Regions from separate parts of the Homo sapiens genome. Here region 2 is linked to region 1. A link is an interaction called in ENCODE POLR2A ChIA-PET data of the cell type or tissue named here. Cell type or tissue: Panc1. All regions are shown on one strand. Links, peaks and the distances in the headings refer to the core of each region. The heading gives the core; the rest is flanking DNA.

Evidence for each region. ChIA-PET counts read pairs that join two places held together with the same protein. Peaks named below come from ENCODE experiments on the same cell type or tissue, not always from the same donor. Only the 100,000 strongest peaks of a DNase experiment are listed, where the experiment ranks them.
Region 2: POLR2A ChIA-PET joins it to region 1 with 5 read pairs; 3 of 35 experiments call an interaction of 5 or more read pairs at or near these places.

What each region holds. Positions count from the first base shown.
Region 1 is chr9:34,691,282-34,695,926 of GRCh38, reverse strand. It overlaps a transcript of PHF24 not described here. Among named protein-coding and RNA genes, the nearest start is that of CCL19, 2.3 kb to the right of the region's middle. In Panc1, for the core only: no CTCF peak of the experiment used is centred there; no DNase peak of the experiment used is centred there.
Region 2 is chr9:35,067,453-35,069,952 of GRCh38, reverse strand. It overlaps VCP (valosin containing protein), which reads left to right. Exons shown (of 17, transcript NM_007126.5): 2 at 1,591-1,702; 3 at 1,890-2,062. Among named protein-coding and RNA genes, the nearest start is that of VCP, 3.9 kb to the left of the region's middle. In Panc1, for the core only: no CTCF peak of the experiment used is centred there; no DNase peak of the experiment used is centred there; H3K4me3 peaks cover 96 bases.

The DNA of each region.
Region 1 (4,645 bases), core at 1,517-4,016:
CTCATCAAGGGCAAGCCAATCCTAGAATCCCATTTTGGGAATCTATGTCCTGGTACTGCCAATTATATCAGTGAGGACCCTGGCAGGAAACAGATAGCACACTCCAAGGATACAGGGAAAACCATGTTTCCCTACTCTCTACTCCCTCTCACCACTCAATACTTCTGTGACCTCTGGGTACCCATAAGTGTGTGGGGATTTCTCCCCACCAAGAAATTATCTGGCAGACAGTTCCTCAGTGGACACCAGATGGGTGTCCCCTAATTCAGTTCAATTCTGACATCATTTACCTGGAGGTAGCATCAGATCCCACAAGTTGAGGGTTCAGTTCCACAAGACTGCCCCCCTACTTCAGATACCAATTGCAAGCACAGAGTGTGGCCTATGCTTCTGACTGACCAGCTATAAATAAGGGTTTCCACAACCCACCTGGGGTTCAATTAATTTGCTACAGCGGCTCACAGAAGTCAGAGAAACACTTACTTATGCTTACCCATTTATTATAAAGGATATTACAAAGAACAGATAAACAGCCAGATGAAAGGGATGCATAGAGTGAGGTATGGGGAAAAAAAGGTGTGGAGCTTTCATGCCCTCTCTGGGCACCCTCCTCCAGAACCTCCATGTTTTCAGCTATCCAGAAGCCCCCACCCCAACTTAGTCCTTTCGGGTTTTTAATGGAAGTATCAGTACCTAGGTATAATTGATTACATCATCAGCCATTGGTTTATCAACTCAAGTTTCAACCCCTCTTCCCCTACCCAGAGGTGGGGAGTGGGTGGGACTCCCCACCACTACAGAATGTTAGAGAATGTTCCAACTCTCTAACCATGTGGCTGGTTCTTCTGCTGACTAGCTCCCATCCAGAGGCTGTCTAGAGGCCCCCAGCCACCAGTTATCTCATTAGCATACAAAAGACACAATCTCTCCCAAGATTCCAAGGATTTTAGGAGCTATATGTCAGAAAAGGAAGATGAAGACCAGATATATATTTCACAATATCACATACACTCAAAAAAAATTTAACTGGAAAGATTTTAATAAAGGGACAATTTAAGAGATTAGGTCAGGATTAAGGAACTAACATGGGATGATAGGCAGTTGGGGTCTAGCAATGGTGAGAAACCATTATCATACAAAGGCTTGAAGGGGCAAGAGGAGGGAACAGTGTTTCCAAAGCCTGTCATCCCAGCACTTTGGGAGGCCGAGGCGGGTGGATCACCTGAGGTCAGGAATTTGAGACCAGACTGGCCAACATGGTGAAATCTCATCTGTATTAAAAGTACAAAAATTAGGCCGGGCATGGTGGCTCACGCCTGTAATCCCTGCACTTTGGGAGGCCAAAGCAGGTGGATCACCTGAGGTCAGGAGTTCAAGACCAGCCTGGCCAACATGATGAAACCCCATCTCTACTAAAAATACAAAAAACTTAGCTGGGTGTGGTGGCGGGTCCCTGTAATCCCAGCTACTCAGGAGGCTGAGGCAGCAGAATCGCTTGAACCCAGGAGGCGGAGGTTGCAGTGAGCTGAGATTGTGCCATTGCACTCCAGCCTGGGTGACAAGGGTGAAACTCCATCTCAAAAAAAAAAATTAGCCAAGCGTGGTGGTGCGTGCCTCTAATCCCAGCTACTCGGGTGGCTGAGGCAAGAGAATTACTTGAACATAGGAGGCAGAGGCTGCAGTTAGCTGAGACTGTGCCACTGCACTAGAGCCTGGGTGACATATTGAGACTCTGTATCAAAAAAAAAAAAAAAAAAAAAAAAAAAAGAATAGAGATAGACCCGTGGAAGGGAGGCAACCCAAAAGGATCACTGTAGATCAGTGGGCCTCAATCTGTAGACCACTTTGGGAGGCCAAGGTGAGCCTTGGGATTCTCCTGCCTCAGCCTCCTGAGTAGCTGAGTAGTCAGGAGTTGAGATGGGGTTTCACCATGTTGGCCAGGCTTGTCTCAAACTCCTGTTCTGGATAAACAAAACTTAGGAAGTTCATTAATAGTACATCTGCCCATAAGAAAAGCTAAAGGGAGAAAGAAAAAACAAAAAACAAACAAAGAAATGCTAAAGGGAGACCTTCAGAATGAAACAAAAGGACAAAAAGTAATAACTTACAGCCACACAAAGAAACAAAGATCTCTGATAAACATAACAACATAGCAGGCCAGGCGTAATGAACTTCTTGGATATGTATATACATACTTTTCATCAGATTTCAGATGTTTTGTCATTATTTCTTCAATTTTTTTAATGCCCTGTTCTCTCTATTCTCCTCCTGAGACTCCTGTGATGAGGTATATTTGATGGTATCCCTGAGGCTCGTTTGGATCTCAAACTTTAGCACATATCAGAGTCACTTGGAGGGTATGTGAAAATGCAGTTTGCTGGACCCCATCCTCAGAGTCTCAGATGTGGTAAGTGGGAAGTAAAATCTAAGAATTCGTGTTTCTAACAAGCTCCCAAGTGATGCTGCTGCTGCTGCCCAAAGGCTACTCTTTGAGAACAACTGCCACAGGGGAAATTATTCACTGCCAGAACTGCAGCAAGATGAAGGATTTGGGGAATTAATACCCCTCTCTCCTTCCACCACTGATCAGTTGCTGCTTCCCATGGGCCAGCCCCAAACAGAAGCCAGAAAGCAGGTGACCCTAAGTAATGCTATCTGCAGAGGTCAGCCTTCCAGGGAGCAGAGCAGGGCCGTGAAGAGTGGAGAATGGATAGGCTGGGGCAAACAGAATAACCAGAACCATCATGGACAGAAGAATGGATAGATCAATGGAAAGAGGGGTGGATGGATGAATTAATGAACAGATACCTGAATAAAAGGATAGAAGGCCAGGCACGGTGGCTCACGCCTGTAATCCCAACACTTTGGGAAGCGGAGGCAAGCAGATCATTTGAAGTCAGGAGTTCGAAACCAGGAGTTCGAAACCAGCCTAGCCAACAAGGTGAAACCTCACCTCTACTAAAAATACCAAATTTAGCCGGGCATGATGGTGGGTGCCTGTAATCCCAGCTACTCAGGAGGCTGAGGCAGGAGAATCCCTTGAGCCCAGGAGGTGGAGGTTGCTCTGAGCCAAGATCGTGCCATTGTACTCCAGCCTGGGTGACAGAGTGAGACTCTGTCTCAAAAAAAAAAAAAAAAAAAGGACAAAAGAAGAACAATGGCTAACAGAGCTTATTGTGCGTCAGCCTCTAAGCTAAGGGCTTTACTCAGGGTTCCTCACTTAATCCTAAGAAGTAGATCTTCTACCATTCCCATTTTACAAATAAGGACACTAAGACACAGAAACTGGAGAATTTTCACCTTGTCGCAGTTAGTAAGTGGTGGAATCTGAATCCCAAGCTAGGCGCTCTGTCTGCAGAGTCTCCCTCCTCTGCACCGTGACTACCCGTGCTGTGCCATGACCAAGTGGCAGACAGGCGGTGTGGAGTGGAGGTAAAGACTGCAAACCCTAGAGCACACCTGGGTCCAAATCATGCTCCAGTACTTACTAGCTGTGTGGCTTTGTGCTCTGAGCCTCATGTTCCTTATGTGTAAAATAAGAATAATAATGTGAAAATAAGAAAAACTACATCAATGGTATTGTTTTGGGAAAGTTAAGCAAGGTAATAGTGGTAAAGTCCTTGACATAGAGCCTAGCACATAGTAAACAATCAAAAATACCATTACTATTATTATGATTAATGAATGGAAAGAAGCTAAGTCAGAAATTTAAGAGGGAAATGTTCCCCCTCCCTCTCTCCATCCAAAAGAGGGTCTAGGGTTTGGGTGACGACGGGTGACTGGGCGTTTCACATTTAGTTTCTCTTTCAAGGCCTTCTCTTCTGACCTTTCTCATAAGGATGGGAAGTCACTTGTCCCCTCCCCCATCGGCCGATTCCTTGAAATTTTAAGATTTGTCTGAATATGAGCTGGCCAGCCCCTCTCCTTAGAAATCCCCTCTTGGTTCCCAGGACTGAGAAAAGGGGGAAAATGAAGGGGGCTATTCCAAGCCAGTCTCCCTCCAGCTGTTCCTTTGACCCAGGTGTTGGACATAGGAAAACAGTAAATAGAGGAAGGGGAGGGTTTGCTGAGCCCCAGAGGCCTGAGATGTGGGATGGGGGTCCTGGGCCTCCTCCCAAGGTACCTGGCCTTTCAGCTCTGCTTGCCCCAAGGGAAGGACTGGTTCCCACATAGTGGGCAGGCACAGTGATGACCTTGGAGGCCACCCCAGGATCTCATGGTTGTCCTGAGGGTGCCAGGGAGCCTTCTTCACCACCAGCCCAAGAAAGAAGCACCAGTGAGGACAAGGGATAAACCTAAGGAAGGGAGCACAGTTCCTCACTGTGGGCCCCACCTTTGACCATCACTTCTGAACCCCAGCTTCATGGTTGATGATGCAAATGCCATCAATGGGATGACAGGGCAATCCCTCTCTCTGGAGAAACAGTGCACAGCCCCCTTTACTGGGCCAGACTGCAGACTTAAGTTCTCAGAGCAGGAGCCAAGGAAAGCAGAAGGAAAGGGCAACCGCAGGGGGAAGAAGGGGGGCAGGGTGCGATTCTGCCAGAAAGAGGGGGGCAACAGGGGAATCACAGAATGGGACATGAAGGGGAATTTCAGGCAGAGAAAGTGAAGCTCTGGCCATAAATAGGAGTCAGCTGCAGGG
Region 2 (2,500 bases), core at 1-2,500, 380 kb before region 1:
CTTGTTTTGTTGACTTCAGTATCCCCAGCCCTTAGAACAATGCCTGGTACATAATAGAGACTCATGAATTTGTTGAATGAAGAAATTCGTTTTAAAAATTTATTTTCTTTGCTTCCTTCATTGTCTGGCCTTCCTACTTTGGTTAATGCTTATGTTTTCCTGAGCCTTACTAACACGAGGCCGCTCTTAAAAAAGAGAGAGCGCTGGGTGCTGTGGCTCACGCCTGTAATCCCAGTACTTTGGGAGGCCGAGGTGGGCAGATCACCTGAGGTCAGGAGTTCGAGACCAGCCTGACCACCATGGTGAAACCCCATCTCTAGTAAAAATGCAAAATTAGCCAGGTGTGGTGGCGCATGCCTGTAATCCCAGCTACTCGGGAGGCTGAGGCAGGAGAATCACTTGAACCCGGGAGGTGGAGGTTGCAGTTAGCTGAGATCGCAGCATTGCATTCCAGCCTGGACAACAAAAGCGAAACTCCATCTCAAAAAAAAAAAAAAAAAAAAAAAAAGGGAGAGGGAGCTTGCTGAGTCTAGTAAGTGACAGCTGGAAACGGGCTAGGTAATAAGTTGGTGTCACTGTCTGGTGAATGATCCTAGCTTCTAGGAAATAACACTGAGTGTAGACCCAGTCGACTTTGATTTGGGTGAGAGGGATTTGGATTTGCCCCATGTCTCAGCATTTCTTGGTTTTGATTTTTTGAGCCAACTTTATGGAATTGTGTACTTTTGCAGATATTACTGTGAAGTTCCTTTTGACCTTGAGCCTCTTTCTGGCGGTTTGATGTCTGTTAGTGTTTTTTCCAAATATGATGGTCTTTATGCTTGGCATTCCTTTGGTACTATGGAATGCCCTGGCATCAGTAGGTTTAGCCTATAAGGAGGGTAGCACCAATGATTCTGCTTCGTTGTCCCCAGGCTTGCTTGGTAGAACTTAAGGCCTCCCTGAGCCTCAAGGGAGGTTGTCTGGCTTACTTAATTCCCTGGAAAGTTAGCTTATGCTTTACTCTATACTGTTAATCATGGTGACCATTAATACCATGTGCCAGGTATTATGTTAAGCATTTTACATTCATTATCTCCCTTAAGACAATAAGCCTCTGAGATAAGTATTATATTCCTTCTTTTATAGAGGAGGACATCAAAGTTCAGAGGTTAGGTAACTTGCCCAAGATCACAATTAAGCAGTGGCATAATTGGAATTCAGACCCAATGGGTCTGACTATAGAGTTCCTGCTCTTAACCACTCTTCTGTAAGTCTAAGACTATTTTTATTTCTCTAACAACTATTCAGCCTCCATTTCTATTATGTCTTCTTCTTAGGCCATTATTTTCTGACCCTGGGGCAGGATCACTCACTTGGGGCCTTATAGCTGGGACACTGACGCTCAAAATACCAGGAGCTGCTGGAATGGGTATTGTAATATGTATGGTAGATACTGCTCCTCGTGACCTTGGCTGCCTTTCCTTCATCTGAGCTTTCTGGTCTAGGGACAGCTTCATCTATTCACTGTTTCTTTCCTAAGTATGAGTTTTAGAGACTGGCGAGGCGCTTGGGGCAGGAGTATCTACTGACTCCATTTCCTCCTTCTAGTTCAAAAGGTGATGACCTATCAACAGCCATTCTCAAACAGAAGAACCGTCCCAATCGGTTAATTGTTGATGAAGCCATCAATGAGGACAACAGTGTGGTGTCCTTGTCCCAGGTAAGCTGTGGCCACAGACTAGTCTTTCCTTACTGCACTTACTTGAGGGATTTTCCCAGGTTTCTTTTCTCATTTTTCTTGCAGTGACTGCAGATAGAGTGGGGTTTACTGGGAATCCCAATCTCCAGGGCTGCTGCTTACTCCCCGTCAGCCCAATGACCCAAAGGCCTTAACTTTCTTTCCTCAGCCCAAGATGGATGAATTGCAGTTGTTCCGAGGTGACACAGTGTTGCTGAAAGGAAAGAAGAGACGAGAAGCTGTTTGCATCGTCCTTTCTGATGATACTTGTTCTGATGAGAAGATTCGGATGAATAGAGTTGTTCGGAATAACCTTCGTGTACGCCTAGGGGATGTCATCAGGTGTGTGTGGGGTTTTTGGCTTCACAGGGATGGGAGGCCAGAGATAGCCTGCATTACAGGCAGGACCCATGTATTACAGGCAGGACCAAGTTCTTGGCACCTGTCGATGCAGGAAGCCTCCTGGTCATGGGAAGACTTATGCTTCAGGGTTGTCTTTAGGTTTTGGTTCTGCCTCCCTGGGACTTCAAAATCCATTTCTGCAGGTCCCTTGAGACAAATTGGCGTTCCTGTAACTTTCTTGATGGCTTTATTTTTTCCTACTAGAGGTGTAATTTATCATACTTATATCCTGGCTTAGGATACCACTCGAGGGTGTGTATGTATATGCCAAATAATCTCCTCACTACTCTCACTAGTATGTCTAATTGATGGCTTGTGTTGGGGTTGGAATGAGGTGGGGGTATGGGCATGGAAGGTGAGCTGCTAGCAGGTCTTTTA